2 separate regions of the Homo sapiens genome follow, and region 2 is linked to region 1. A link is an interaction called in ENCODE POLR2A ChIA-PET data of the cell type or tissue named here. Cell type or tissue: Panc1. All regions are shown on one strand.

Region 1 (8,000 bases):
AAAAAAGGCTGAGAGCAGTGGCTAACGCCTGTAATCCCAGCGCTTTGGGAGGCCAAGGCGGGTCAATCATGGGGTCAGGAGTTCGAGACCAGCCTGGCCAACATGGAGAAACCCTGTCTCTACAAAAATACAAGCCGGGGGTGGTGGCACACACCTGTAGTCCCAGCTACTCGGGAGGCTGAGGCAGGAGAACCACTTGAAACCAGGAGGCGGGAAGTTGCAGTGAGCTGAGACGGTGCCACTGCACTCCAGCCTGGGCGACAGAGCAAGACTCCATCTCCAAAAAAAAAAAAAAATTTTAATTTTCTCTGAAAATTACCAACTTCCAGGCAAAAACCACTGTAGTAAGAAGACTTATCCAATCTACTGCCCACCTTGCAGTCTGTATTTCACAAGTAAAATAACAAGGGAGGGGCAGCCTCTGTCAAGAAAGAATATGGCTCTGATCATCATACTGGCCTAGAGGGAAAGGAACATGCCTGCCAGCAGAAGACTTCAGGGTTTGCCCTAAGAAAGGTGACTTGCACTCATTTTGGATGAGGCATGAGTAAAACATCCTTTACCCAAAGATTTTTAAATTTTTTTATTTTTATTTTTATACTTACCACTACACTAACGAGGACCCAAAGTTTTTTGGTTACTCAGCCAACAGAAACTGGTCTAAGCAAAACAGGCCCCCAAGATCTATTTCTGAATTCAACATATGCTAGGTTGCTTGACTGACTAGGGTAAAATTAGGTCTTTGATAAGAAGCTAACAATTCTAAAATTCATACTGAAATGAAAGCTAACATCAGCATGTTACTACAGGCATGCATGTAGAGATGAGATATTCAGAAGGGAAGCTAAAAAAAAGACCACAGGAAAAATCTCCCACATTTTAGGTAACAAAAGTCTTATAGTAAGTTTTGCATTATCAGCATGTTAGAAAACAGAAGCTCAGTGAAAATGAATTGGTTGGAATTGAATTGAATTACTATTTTTAGAACCTGAAATGGCCAACTATTTGAAACCCAAACTCCTTTTTATAATAACTAAGATAAAATGGCAGACTTGTTACAATCAGCTCCTGTTTTTAGGGATCTTTGGGCTCAGAGAGCTGTATCCAGGAACTGTTTACCACATTTATGCCATCTTCATGATTTAGAAAGAAGATTGGATTAGCAGGAGCTGGGAAATCCAACACACTTACTTGAAAAATAATCAAAGCTGATATTCTGGTGGGTCAGCAGTATCAGTCTTGCATATGAAAAGCAACACACATTATTACTATTGTGACTTTCTGCTCTTCAGTTTTACACTGAGTACTTAATAAGAATACTCACCTGCAGCCTTTTTGTGACAAGAAATAGCCTCTTCGTATTTGCCTGCAGCTAATAAACGGTCTGCTCGTCTGCTCTGTTGATGAGCCTAGAAGACAAACATCCCTAAGTTCCTCTGGATCATAAAATAAAACATGATTTCTTTCAAAAAGCAACTACCTTTTAAGAAGATAAATAATACTGTTTTGTTGCCACATATCAAATCACTATTACAGCTCTATCTGTAGCTGGGGAAATGTAATGGGTAGAGCCTAGAACTGCAGCATCTGAAAGGAACTGGCAACTTCTTTCACTTCTACCATAAGCCCTCTCAAGGTTAACACCAGGCACTTAACTCCTTCAGTGACTCACATTCTTCCACTCTTTGGAGATAAACCAAGAGTTACAATCATAGATTGTTATTCAAAATGTCTATTTTCTTGATTTTTAACAAGCTCCTTTCAAAACAAGAGCTATTTTGTAGATACTTTCACTAATCTGTATAGTCTAAAAACTATAATCAGGAAATCACTCATCATGTAGTAAAATCCAAGCTTCTCTTCTATCATCTCATTCTTTCAACATTAAAGTTACTATTTGTTTTTAAAATAAAAAATTTGGACATTGCAGTTGATGAATTCATGATACCAACATCTAATATTACAAAGATTGTTTTAAAGATATCTCATCAAAAGAACAAAGTCAAAAAAATCAGAAGTTCTAACAGCAAATAATGTAATTGAAGGAAAACTTATTAAATAAGCAGTCACTGGCCTCCTTACACTTTAATAATTTCAAAAGAGCTTTAAGTCCAGGCACAGTGGCTCATGGCTGTAATCCCAGCACTTTGGGAGGCTGAGGCAGGCGGATCATCTGAGGTCAGGAGTTCAAGACCAGCCTGGCCAACATGGTGAAACCCCATCTCTACTAGAAATACAAAAATTAGCTGGGCGCAGTGGCTCACGCCTGTAATCCCAACACTTTGGGAGGCCGAGGCGGGCAGATCATGAGGTCAGGAGATCGAGACCATCCTGGCTAACAGGGTGAAACACCGTCTCTGCGGGCGCCTGTAATCCCAGCTACTCAGGAGGCTGAGGCAGGAGAACTGCTTGAACCTGGGAGGCAGAGGTTGCAATGAGGCAAGATCATGCCATTGCTCTCCAGCCTGGGTGAAAACAGTGAAACTCCATCTCAAAAAAAAAAAAAAAAAAAAAAAGCTTTAATATACATTATTTCAGCTGCTTTAACTACGACTTTGTTAATGTGTTTTCCTCTCTTACATAAGGAGGCCCAAAAGACTGATGGGGAGGTCGTGTAACTTACATAAGATTATACATTTAACTAGCAAGGAGAAAGGCAGAGATAATCAGCTAAAGTTTTCTACCTCATGTAACGATTTTCCTCAGTAACAAACACACACGATTTAGCAAAGCTTCACAGCTTCACAAAAAAGCAAAAAGCATTGTACACCCATATTCATAACAGCATTATTCACAACAGCCAAAAGGTGAAAGCAATCCAGATGTCCATCAACAGATAGATGGATAAATGCAGTATACACACACAATGGAAAGGTACTGTCTTTAAAAGTAAGGTAATTCTGGCCGGGCGCGGTGGCTCACGCCTGTAATCCTAGCACTTTTGGAGGCCGAGGCAGGCAAATCACAAGGTCAGGAGATCGAGACCATCTTGGCTAACACGGTGAAACCCCGTCTCTACTAAAAATACAAAAAAAATTAGCCAGGCGTGGTGGGGGGCACCTGTTGTCCCAGCTACTCAGGAGGCTGAGGCAGGAGAATAGCGTGAACCCGGAAGGCAGAGCTTGCAGTGAGCCGAGATCGCGCCACTCCACTCCAGCCTGGGTGACAGAGCGAGACTGTGTCTCAAAAAAAAAAAAAAAGGGAAGATAATTCTGACACATACTACAACATGGATGAACTGTGAGGACATTAGACTGAATAAAATAAGCCAGTCATAAAAGGACAAATACTATACAAATCGACTTATTGGGTATCTAAAGTAGTCAAATTCTTAAAAACAGGAAAGTTGAATGGTGGAACAACTCATCATTGAACAGGGGAGGGGGAAATGGGGAGTAGGTATTCAAACGGCATAGTTTCAGTTTTGCAAGATGAAAAAATTCTGGACATTTGTTGCACAACCATGCGAATATACTTAACACTACTAAACTGTACACTTAAAAATAATTAAGAAGGTAAACTTCACGTGTTTTTTACATCACTTAAAAAAGGTAAAAAGTGGCTGGGTGCTGTGGCTCATGCCTATAATCCCAGCACTTTAGGAGGCCAAAGCAGGCAGATCACTCGAGCTCAAGAGTTTGAGACAAGCCTGGGCAATATGGTGAAAACCCATCTCTACAAAAAATACAAAAATTAGCCGGGTGTGGCGCTCGCACCTGTAGTAGTAGTCCCAGCTACTGAGGAGGCTGAGGTAGGACAATCACTTGAGCCTGGGTAATGGAGGCTGCAGTGACCTGTGATCGCACCACTGCACTCCAGTCCGGGCAACAGAGTGAGATCTTGTCTCAAAAAAAAAAAAAAAAAAAAATCGGGCATGGTGGCTCATGCCTGTGATCCCAACACTTGCGGAGGCCAAGGCGGGTGGATCATCTGAGGTCAGGAGTTTGAGACCAGTCTGGCTAACATGGTGAAACCCCGTCTCTACAAAAATTAGCCCAGCAGGATGGTGGGTGCCTGTAATCCCAGCTACTCGGGAGGCTGAAGCAAGAGAATCGCCGCTTCAACCCGGGAGGCAGAGGTTGCAGTGAGCCGAGATCGCACCATTACACTTCAGCCTGGGCAACACAGTGAGACTCGGTCCCAAAAAAAAAACAAATCTGTTCTGTCAGTTAGCTGAAAAATGATTTGTCTTGGATGCTTTTTAAAGACATGTCCCTTTGATGCTGCATAAAAGTACTTCACAGAATCACGTTTGCAACTGAGATTATAAATATTCTGGGCATGTTTACAAATCATACTCAGTATAAAACACAGGTGAAGACAAAAGTAGAAAACAGCACTTCCAGCAATGCCTTGCTGTTTGCCTTTTCCCCACTTCTATTTTTGTAGGAAAGAAGCAACAATCTTAAAGACAAGATTCGTGCCTTTCAATTACAGGATTTCAGATACTTTTTATTTTTTAAATAGTAATCAAACTTTCCTCTAAGTCTTAACATATGCCTGGGAACAACAATAGGTCACAAGAAATGACTGGGTAGGCTGGGCGCAGTGGCTCATGCCTGTAATCCCAGCACTTTGGGAGGCTGAGGCAGGCAGATCACTCAAGGCCAGGAGTTTAAGACCAGCCTGGCCAATATGGTGAAACACCATCTCAACTAAAAGTACAAAAATTAGCCAGGCATGGTGGCACATGCCTGTAATCCCAGCTACTCAGGTGGCTGAGGTACAAGAATTGCTTGAACCTGGAAGGCGGAGGTTGCAGTGAGCTGAGATCGTGCTACTGCACTCTAGCCTGGGCAAGAGAGCAAGACAGCCTCAAAAAAAAAAAAAAAAAAAAGAAAGAAAGAAAGAAAAGAAATGACTGGGGGCTTAAAATAATGGATGAATTTTAACCTGGAGACTTGGACTGAGCAAAAAATACATTCTGAACACATGAGCATTTTCTAGTACCCACAAATTATACAGGTATTTTGGGAAAAGAATGTACATGATGAAGAAAGCTAGTATGCACAAGCAGTTATGATTAACCTAATTTCTCTAATGAACATGTTTTGATACTATTAAAGCAAGTGGTATTAAATCAATAAGCAATAAGGCTCTAGGTTTTAATGAAAATACAAATCACCTGGTTAAAATACAGATTCTAAAAGGCCGGGCATGGTGGCTCACACCTGTAAGCCCAGCACTTTGAGAAGACGAGGCAGGAGAATTGCTTGGACCAGGGCGGCAGAGGTTGCAGTGAGCTGAGATCGTGCCATTGCACTCCAGCCTGGGCAACAAGAGTGAAACTCCATCTCAAAAAAAAACAAAAAAAACAAAAAAAACAAAGGTTCTGATTCAGGAGGTTTGGAGTACGGCTTGAGATTCCACCCAGGTAAAGCCAAAGTTGCTGGCTTATGGATACACTCTAAGAAGCAGGGATGAGATGCTATTTCAGGTTACTTCATTCTAACACCTTTTTTCTATCTGTGTGTGTCGCTGATGATTTCAATCACTTTCTTCTAGTATGGATATTTATGTAGCTCCATAATTAAACTTCAAACTCTGTGATGACGGAATAAATTCTTAATTGAACACCAAAAAAATAAAAAGTTCTCAAACAGTGAGAGCAGGTCCTCATGGCTCTCCCAGCTCCCTTAAAACATCCCCATGTAGAGTCCAATCTCTAACCAGTCTGCCAATTTAGGAGTTAAATCTCATTATAGTTTCAGATTATTACTGAGCTCAACAAAAACACACCATCTCCTCTAGGTTATTTGGCACCAGAGCAATCAAATTTCGTATTTTAAGTACATTTCCTACTATGTTCTTATCAGACACACAGCAAACTCGTTATAGAGCTCGACTGCCAACGTTCAAATCTCAGTTTGACCACATATGAGACACATAAGCCCGGCTTTCCCAATTATCTGCCTCAGTTTTCTCATCTCTAAAATGAAAGTTATTGTCTGCTTATGTAAATTTGATGGCACCAAAAACAAAAGAGTTTGTGAAAATTAAACTAGTTGAAACATCACAGTGCTTAGAATGGTGCCTGGTACTGGTACATACTCGATATAGCCCTCGTTAAGTACTACAAAAGACAATAGAAGTGATGGAAGTACCTGCCATCAAGAAGTTGACAATATAGTTGGGTCTAGACTGAATTGCATTTTAAAAAAATTTTCATCTTAATTACTTTTGAGACAGGGTTTTGCTCTGTTGCCCAGGCTGGAGTGGAGTGGTGCAATCATAGCTCACTGCAGCCTCAATATCCTGGGCTCCAGCAATCCTGCCACCTCAGCCTCCTGAGTAGCTGGAAATACAGTCACACGGCACCACATCCAGCTAACTTTTATTTTTTGTAGAGGTGGGGTCTTGATATCTTGCCCAGGCTGGTCTCAAACTCCTGGGCTCAAGCAATCTTCCTCCCTCACTCACCCAAAGTGCTGGAATTATAGGCATGAGCCACCATGCCCAGCTAAATTGCATTTTTTATAAACTGAAGATTTTACAGAAAACCTATCTTGGTGGTGCTTCTCATTTTTAAAACAACTTTTACAGTTTACACATATTAAAACTAGTCTCTCTTTAAATACTGTTCTTGGTAGAATCACAGCCATTAAAAGCACTAGGCTGAGGCCAGGAGCGGAGGCTCACGTCTATAATCCCAGCACTTTGGGAGGCCGAGGCAGGCAGATCACGAGGTCAGGAGTTTGAGACCAGCCTGGCCAACATAGTGAAACTTCATGTCTACAAAAAATACAAAAATTAGCCAGACATGGTGGCGCCCACCTGTAGTCCCAGCTACTCGGGAGGCTGAGGCAGGAGAATCGCTTGAACCTGGGAGGCAGAGGTTGTGGTGAGCCGAGATTGCGCCACTGCACTCCAGCCTGGGTGACAGAGTGAGACTCCATCTCAAAAAAAAAAAAAGTAATAGGCTGGGCACGGAGGTTCATGCCTATAATCCCAGCGCTCTGTGAGGCCGAGGTGGGAGGGCTGCTTGAGACCAGCATAGGCAACATAGTGAGACCCCATCTCTACAAAAAATAGAAAAATTAGCTGGGTGTAGTGGTGCACACCTGTAGTCCCAGCTACAGGAGGGACTGGTAGGAGGATCAGAAGCTCAGGAGGTTGAGGCTACGGTGAGCCGTGATTACGCCACTGCACTCTAGTCTGTGGGACAGAGGAAGATACTGTCTCAAAAAGAAAAGGGTAGTAAGTCCATAAACATGTTTCTCTGGTAATTCAAAGAAATTCACAATAAAGCAGTCCCACCTCTGTGTACTTCCTAGGCAATCCATATGATTCTGTGGGACTTCCCACATTCTTTTTTAATTGCTTGATGGGTTACGTTAGATTGAGGTCTACAGCTGTGGTTGCCCATCATTTCTGACAGATGATTCGTTTTGTAAACAGCTGACATAAACTTATGGTATTGATAACTATAGTATAGAACTATATTTTCTCTTCCTTATGATTTCCTTGCTGTTTTTTTTGAGATGGGGTCTCATTCTGTCACCCAGAGGCTGGAATGCAGTGGCATGATAACGGCTCACTGCAGCCACAACCTCCTGGGCTCAAGTGATCCTCCTATCTCAGCCTCTCAAGTAGCTGGAACCACAGACATGTGCCACCATGCTCAGCTATTTTTTTTTTTCTTTTGGTAGAGACCGGTTTTCACTATGTTGCCTAGGCTGGTCTTGAACTCCCGGGCTCAAGCAGTCCACCTGCCTCGGCCTCTCAAAGTGCTAGGATTACAGGTGTGAGCTACCATACCAGGCCCACATTGTTGTATTACCTTGTCGTCTGGATACCTAAAGAATCCCTTCTCCAGATTTTCAAACTTAGGAGCAGACAATATGAAGAAAGTCTAATTAATGTGACATTCAGAGGCTAGCCAGGTGGAAATATAGGTCTGCAGAAAGGAGGAGTGAAGCAGACAAGCCTGAAAAGGCAAAAAAAGAGAGGGAGAGTCTGATTAAGTCGGACTGACAGGCTCTATACGGTCATAAACCAAG
Region 2 (8,000 bases), 1.0 Mb after region 1:
TATACATAAAACACAGACATTTTGTATTAATTACATTTATTGTTTATTCTGTTTTTACAAAATGGGAACATATTACTTGTATTATTAGGCTGATGCAAAAGTAATTGTGGTAATTACTTTTAATGGCAAGAACCACAGTTGCTTTTACTTTTGCACTAACCTAATATTTTGTAACCTTCTTTTTGCACTTAATATATTTTTGTTGTACTGACTTATCATTGAATATATTTTATGAATACCATCATGTATTTAACCAATCTCCTACTGCTGGACATTTAGGTTATCTTCCAAGTTTTTTATATTAAATAATGATGCACTGGAAATCCTCAGACACATGTCTTTGTGCCCTTGTGCTATTATTTCCTCAGATACATTTCCAGAAAGAAATTGTTGAATCCAGAGACTCAGTGCCACGTTTTATGTTTTGATAGATACCACAAAACTGCACGGAAGTAATGCTGTGTCAACTTGTACTCTTACCAGTGGCATTTAAGAGTTTCAAGTGCTCGGTTTCATCAGGAATGACTTGATTCCCTGGCAAGAGCTTTCACATTAACAGTGATATTGGTAATGCTTACTAGATCAGACCATGTGCTAAGTACAGGTTGAGTATCCCATATCTGAAATGTTTGGGACCAGAAATGTTTCAGATTTTGGAATATTTACATTACATATACGTTCTGATTCTGCATCCCAAATCCAAAGAATTCGAAATCTGAAATACTTCAACGAGCATTTCCTTTGAGTATCATGTCAGTGTTCAAAAGGTTTCGGAGTTTGGAGTATTTTGGATTTTAGGTTTTTTGATTAGAGACATTCAACCTGTAGTTATTGAGCATTATTTCATTTAGTCCTTACAATGTGTAGGGGAGATAGTATAATATCTACTTTCAAGATGAGAAATCTGAAGCTCAGAGAGGTTAGTTAACCCACTCAAGTTTACACAGCTAGGAGGCAACAATGTTGGGGATAACCAAGATTCTCTCCTTAACCAAACTTTAATCAGGCTCCTCTGAGTCATCTTTTTGATGAGGCCTCACCCTGAAGGCTTTGTCCTTGGCCTATTTAGTCCAGTTTTAGTAAGAATCCTGTTGGGTCAGTTTAGCAAATATCCCCCACCCTTGATATCTGATGAAATTCCTCATCCCCATCTCTGGATATTTTTTCACCCTGGCCTTCCTTCAGCAAGAAGCTTGTCAAGTAGGTTTAGCCAGAATCTGCCTTACCCCTTGTTTACCCTTATAAAATGTTTACTGTTAGTAATTTTCCATCCACTGACCCTACCCTGCCCCTTGGCTATAAATCTCTACTTTTCATTGTTGTATTCAGAGTTGAGGCCAATCTCTCCCCCCTGGCAAAATTCCATTGTAGTAGTCTCCCTTGAATAGTCTGGCTTACTGTCTTTAACAAATGTCATGAATATATATATATATATATATATTTTTTTGAGATGGAGTCTCGCTCTGTCGCCCAGGCTGGAGTGCAGTGGCGCAATCTCGGCTCACTGCAACCTCCACCTCCCAGGTTCCCGCCATTCTCCTGCCTCAGCCTGCCGAGTAGCTGGGACTACAGGCGACCGCCACCACGCCCGGCTAATTTTTTGTATTTTTAGTAGAGATGGGGTTTCACCGTGTTAGCCAGGATGGTCTCGATCTCCTGACCTCATGATCTGCCCGCCTCGACCTCCCAAAGTGCTGGGATTACAGGTGTGAGCCACTGCGCCTGGCCAATATTTTTTTTTTAATAGGGATTGAAACCTGGGTCTGTCTGACTTTGTGGACACTGTCACACTCACCAGTATTTTTGAAAAAAGAGTTCTAAAAATTTTGGACTTGAATCTCCAGTAAACTACAGATATCCTTTAAAACAAACACATTTCATACATGAAGGTGCACAGCATAATTGGTTAAAAGAAGTTACTGTGGTATCAGACTACCTAGCTCCAAGTCCCAGCTCTGCAACTCACAAGCTGGGCAAATCACTTACTTGGCAGTGCCTCTGTTCCTTCGTCTGTAAAATGGGGAAAATATCAGTATGTACCTCATAAAGTTGTCATGAAAATTAAATGAGTTCATACATGTGAGCACTTTGAACAATGTCTAAGTACCAGCAAGCACTGTTACGTATACACTATTATTGTTATGCACGCAATATATCATATTCATTGTAAAGAAAACCCTATCCCCACTTAAAAAAATCAAAAAGATGAGATAAAAAGTAGATTAAACAGAAATGCATTATATTCTGCCTGTCTTCCTGGACTGGCTTGCACAGCTCCTGGCTTCCTTATTTTCTCCTTTGGCCACTGTGGGGATTGACTGTACCCACTTTGAATATTCCAATGGGCCATGTAGACCCATAGTGTGAGCCCATTAAGATCATAGACTGGGGATATTGTTCAGGAACCAAGAGGCTCAAAGAAACAAGTTTGCACTGAGAATGAGTCTGAGTACCCAAAGATCAGGCCGGAGTCCTGCCAGGAGAGGGGCAAGGCTGGCACTTCATTTCAGCTAAGCACAAAGTTTACATCGCATTGAGGACTTTCCCTGACCCATCTCTTTTCAAGTAGCTCCCTCATTCCCAGTCAGTCTATTCCATCACTTAGTTGTATTTTCTTCTTCACTGCTTCTCTGAAATTGTCCAATTTCTTTGTTTGTGTGTTTATTTTCTGTCTCCTTCATCAAGATATAGGATGCCATCTATTTCTTTCATAGTAGTATTTCCGGTGGTTAAACCAGTTCCTGGTACAGGGTTGGTGCTCCATAGATATTTATAGGATTAATGAGAAATTTAACCTTCTCTTATCGCCCCAGGGACTGCAAGAAGCTAATAAATAGAAGTTAAGGAACTTGAGAGCTTACCTAGGTAGCTCCTCCCCTATTGCCCGCCCCCTTCCTCATACTCCCAATTGATAAATGAGAAAATTGAAATTTGGAGGTTAGGAGACCATCCAAGAACATACACAGAGCAGGACCGAGGGCTCCTGACTCTTTATTTGACATCCAGGGGCTACATTGTGATGCCTTTTCTTTGCGGGAGGGAATAGGAGAATGCAGAAATTTTCTTTGTGTCTAAAATAGATTAGAAGGTGTAAAATCCAGGCCCTATCTTCTATCCACTGTGAGTCAGAACAAACTGTGTCTGCCTTCCATGGTTTTGAAATAATTTTGATCTAGGAAAGAAGGAAAAAGGAAAAAAGGAAGGGAGGGAGGAAAAGCAGAAAAAGGAACAAGGAAGACGAGAAGGGAAATGTTAATGAGGATATTTCTTTCCTTTTTGGTGTTGGGAATTCTCTGGAGGGTTTCCAGCCCTGGGCTAAAGGATACCTTCTTCTCTCATTCTTCTGGGCCACAGTTGCATTCGGCCTGAGGTTTCTATGGGAGACTAGATTTCAGGTCTATTTAAAGAGACAAGATGATTTGCCTACTACACCTTTTTGTTGAAATTTCTCAATCTTTTCCCATACTCTACTTCTTCTGAATTACATTTTGCCTCCTCTTGCTTTATTTGTATTCCAGCTAAGCCTCACTTCCTCAATGTCCTTCCACATTCTCAACAAAGTTGTATCAGATATTTATTGAGCTGGAACTTATTATATACAGTTACTTTCACTTCCCCTTTCTATGGATACTGCAGACATCTGTTTGAGTAGCTTTATTAGCCCTATTTTTTTACTTATGGAGACAAGGACCCAGAAAAGTTAAGTGATAACTTACCCTGGTATATAAGTCACAGTACTAGAATTTGAAGCCAAATCATGCAATTCCAAAGCCCATGCACTTTCTGTTATATCAGAGCCACTTCCTCTTAACACCATGTTAACCATTTAATAGCAGATTTGGCTGCAAATGACAGAACATCCCATTAATAGCACCTTAAACAAATGGGAAGCTTATTTTTCTCACATAATGAAACATGTAGATGAGCATCATCAGGCCTAGTGTAGTGGCCCAGGGATGTCAGGGGAGACTCAGCTTTGCTCTGTTCCACTGTGCCCTCCTTAGCATGTTACTTTCACCCTCAGACATGTTGCCACTGGTTGTAAGATGGCGACTCCACCTGCAGCCTCATGGCCACATTCCCAAAAGAAGAAAAACAGGGAAGGAGCAAAAGGCCAAAAGAACATGCCAGTTGGATTTGTCCTTTTTAAAGGTCTTTTTTAGGAGTCTCACAGATACTTCTGCTTTTATTTCTTTGCCCAAATGGTGTTGTGGGGGAGCCCCTTGCTGTATGGATAAAGAAGAGATGAGTTGGAGATTGGGTCAGCCAACCAACAACACCTGCTTCATCTTACTTGGCTGAAATTCTTTACCTCTTTACTTTCACATGGCTGCCTAATTGTTTTCTGAGACTCTTCAGAAGCATCCAGCAGTTCTGTAAGTGTAGAAACTGGTTTTACCATCTCTTGCACCCTGCCTGAGGCTAAGCTGGCCTCAAGGAATGACCAGTAAAGATTGACTGGAAAGAACTTCCCAAGAAGGCCATGGGAGAGGAAGAGCTTAGGAGATGGGTGACAGATGGGAGAAAACTCAGCCAGGATCATAGGACACATTCCTGGGGTCCTGCAGGTCCTGGAGTCATGCAGCTGAAGGCTGCTGCATGGTTAGGCCCCTGGGACATGCAGGGTTCATAAGAAGGTAGGAGGGATATAAGCCATCTCAGTCTGCCCAACTAAGCAGAGGGGAGGAAAAGCATGAGGTGAGCCTGTATCTGTTTTTGCCATCTCACTCCACTTTATCTATAGAGAGGAAATGCTTGCACAAATCATAATGACATTCTCTTTTAAGCCTGATTTCCTTTCATTCATTTTAACTCTCTTGATGCTGAAGCCAAGCTCTCTGATGGCTACATATGGGGGAACCATTATTATGGGTGGCAAGTGGGGGGATCTGTGAGCTGATGGAAAGTCTCCTGCTCTAGAAATAGCTCTTCCTGGGACCCTAGCAGTGTTGGACAGGCCACCATTTGAACTTAAATCTTTTTGGTCAAAACATTATCTGGTATCTTTTTCTTTATTGCTGCCTCTTCCACACTTTTTTTTTCTCTAGAGGCAGGATCTTGCTATGTTGCCCAGGCTGGAGTGCAGTGGCTATTCACAGGCATGTACTACAGTCTTAAACTCCTGGCCACAAGCCTTAGCCTCCTCTGTAGCTGGAACTACAGGTATGCGCAACCACGCCTGGCTCTCCCACTTTTTATTTTATTTTATTTTTTATTTTTATTTTTTACTTTTATTTTTTATAAACTATAGACATTTAAAGAAGAAAAAGTCTGGGTGCAGTGGCTCACGCCTGTAATCCCAACACTTTGGGATGCTGAGGCAGGTGAATCACTTGAGCTCAGAAATTTGAGACCAGACTGGGCAACATGGTGAAACCCCCGCTCTAAAAAAAAAATACAAAAAATTAGCCAGGCGTGGTGGTATGCACCTGTAGTTCTCAGCTGGAGGCTGAGGTGGGAAGATCCCTTGAGCCTGGGAAGTTGAGGCTGCAGTGAGCCATGATCGTGCCACTGCACTCCAGCCTGGGTGACAGAGTGAGACCCTGTCTCAAAATAAATTAATTAAATAAAAATAAAAAATAATGGCTGGGTATGGTGGCTCACGGCTCTAATCCCAACACTTTGGGAGGCCAAGGCGGGTGGATTACTTGAGGTCAGGAGTTTGAGACCAGACCAGCCTGGCCAACATGGTGAAACCCCCGTCTCTTCTAAAAATATAAAAATTAGCTAGGTGTGGTGGCACACACCTGTAATCCCAGCTACTCGGGAGGCTGAGGCAGGACAATCTCTTGAACCCAGGAGGTGGAGGTTGCAGTGAGCTGAGATTGTGCCACCGCACTCCAGTGGGACCCTGTCTCAAAATAGTAATAATAATAATAATAATAATAATACTATTAATAATAATAATAAGAAGAAAAAAAGTTCATCATCTCACTACTCAGGTAATCCATGTCCATATTTTAACGAATGAAAGTAATTCACCTATGTATTTTTAAAACTTCCAATAGTAAAGTATGAAATGAAACATAAAAGTCTTCATGCATCAGCTCTTTGTCTCTGCCCAAAAGTAGCCACTTGTAAAATATTTTTTATTGCTTTTAGAAAATGTGTTTATTTCTAGACCAGTGTGCATGTCTGTCTGTCCATCTATTCCTATAAAATTGACATAAAAAGAATGATTCAGTACACACAGTCCTCTACCTCTTTTTTCCCTGTCTCTGATATACAGAAAGCTACTTCATTCTTTTTCACAGCTGATAATAATCTATCAGATAGGAGGAGCCCCATAGGCTATGTAACTATCCCTTACTGATGGGTTACTTTTCCTTGTTGCTGTTACAAACAATGCCACAGGGAACACACCTGTACATATCTCTTGACCAACATGTGCAGGGATAATTATATAGGTAAATTCTTAGCAAGCAAATATTACTGAGTAAAATAATATGTACCTTTAAAAGTAGATGGACTTTGTCAAGCTTCCTTCCAGAAATGAACCAGTCCACCACCCCTGCCCCACATCAGTGTCTGACAGTGCTTGCCTGTCAATAGCCTTCTCAGAACAGGACTCATCACTGTAGGTTCTCATAACATGAGTTAAGAAACAATCTGTTGCTGCTGTTTAATTTTCATTATTTTACTTACAAATAATATTGAGCATATTTTCATACTTACTATGTCTTATTTTCACTTTTTGGTAATTAACTACTGATAAGCTTTGTCAATTTTTTTTTCCTATTGGATTGTTCGTTTTCTATTTTATTTACAAAAGCTTTTTGAAAATGAAAGCAATTAGCTCTTTTCCTGTCACATCCATTATAAATATTTTCCCAACTTGTCACTCGTTTCTTCTCTTAGTTGAGGGTATATTTTTACCCACCCCTCCAAAAAAAAATCACAATTTTTATATAGTCAAATTTAACTTTATGGTCTCTGGGTTTTGAATCCTTCCTAGAAAGGCCTTTCCTATTCCAGGAGCTTAAACACAGTCATTTATTTTCCTAGAACCATTATAGCTCATTTTCTATATTTAATTTTTTTTTTTTTTGAGACGGAGTCTCGCTCTGTCACCCAGGCTGGAGGGCAGTGGTGCAATATCGGCTCACTGCAACCTCTGCCTCCGGAGTTCAAGCAATTCTCCTGCCTCAGCCTCCTGAGTAGCTGGGACTAACAGGCACCTGCCACCATGCCCGGCTAATTTTTTTGTATTTTTGGTAGAGACGGGATTTCACCGTGTTAGCAGGATGATCTCGATCTCCTGACCTTGTGATCTGCCCGCCTCGGCCTCCCAAAGTGTTGGGATTACAGGCATGAGCCACTGCTCCCGGCCCTACATTTAAATTTTTGATCCATCTGGAATTGATGTTACTAAAATAACTGAAGTAAGGATCCAGCTTTATTTTTTTTCTCCAGTCAATTGATCTAGCACTGTTTACTGATTAATTGCCTTTTCCTCACTGTTTTAAAGTGTTGCCATTTCATATCTTAGTTCCCGTATGATTTTGGTTTCATTTATGAACTCTTCATTCTTATTCATTGATCTATTTTTCCCTAATGCCAAACCATTTTAATTATTAGAGCTTTAAAATAGTTTTAGTATCAGTCATCTAGTTCTTACTGTTTTTCATTTTCAACACTTTTTCTGACTCATCTTCATAATTAGTTTTACAAACAAACATTAATATTATTTTGTTAAGTTAAAAATTGCTATTTCAGTTGGGATTTCATTAAATGTACAAATTAACTTAGGAGGAAATGATATTTTTCTATCAAAGACCATAGTGTGTCTTTCCATTTGTTAAGTCATTTTTAGGTCTGCCAATAGGTTATCAAAGAGTTTTTAATAAAAGTCCTGCAAATTACTTGTTATATTGATCTTTAGGATTCTTTTCAGTTGCTGTATTTTAAATGAGATCTTTTCTTTTACCATAACCTCTAACAAGTTACGGTTTAGGAAAGCCTACTGGTTTTAAATAGTTACTTAGCAACTCATCTCTTCT

The links. ChIA-PET counts read pairs that join two places held together with the same protein. Peaks named below come from ENCODE experiments on the same cell type or tissue, not always from the same donor. Only the 100,000 strongest peaks of a DNase experiment are listed, where the experiment ranks them.
Region 2: POLR2A ChIA-PET joins it to region 1 with 19 read pairs; 2 of 35 experiments call an interaction of 5 or more read pairs at or near these places.

Annotation. Positions count from the first base shown.
Region 1 is chr10:63,139,618-63,147,617 of GRCh38, reverse strand. It overlaps NRBF2 (nuclear receptor binding factor 2), which reads right to left. Exons shown (of 4, transcript NM_030759.5): 2 at 1,325-1,409. Among named protein-coding and RNA genes, the nearest start is that of NRBF2, 10 kb to the right of the region's middle. In Panc1, no CTCF peak of the experiment used is centred here; no DNase peak of the experiment used is centred here.
Region 2 is chr10:62,105,672-62,113,671 of GRCh38, reverse strand. No RefSeq gene overlaps it. Among named protein-coding and RNA genes, the nearest start is that of LINC02621, 150 kb to the left of the region's middle. RefSeq lists enhancers at 3,771-3,840, 3,871-3,920. In Panc1, no CTCF peak of the experiment used is centred here; no DNase peak of the experiment used is centred here; H3K27ac peaks cover 6,111 bases.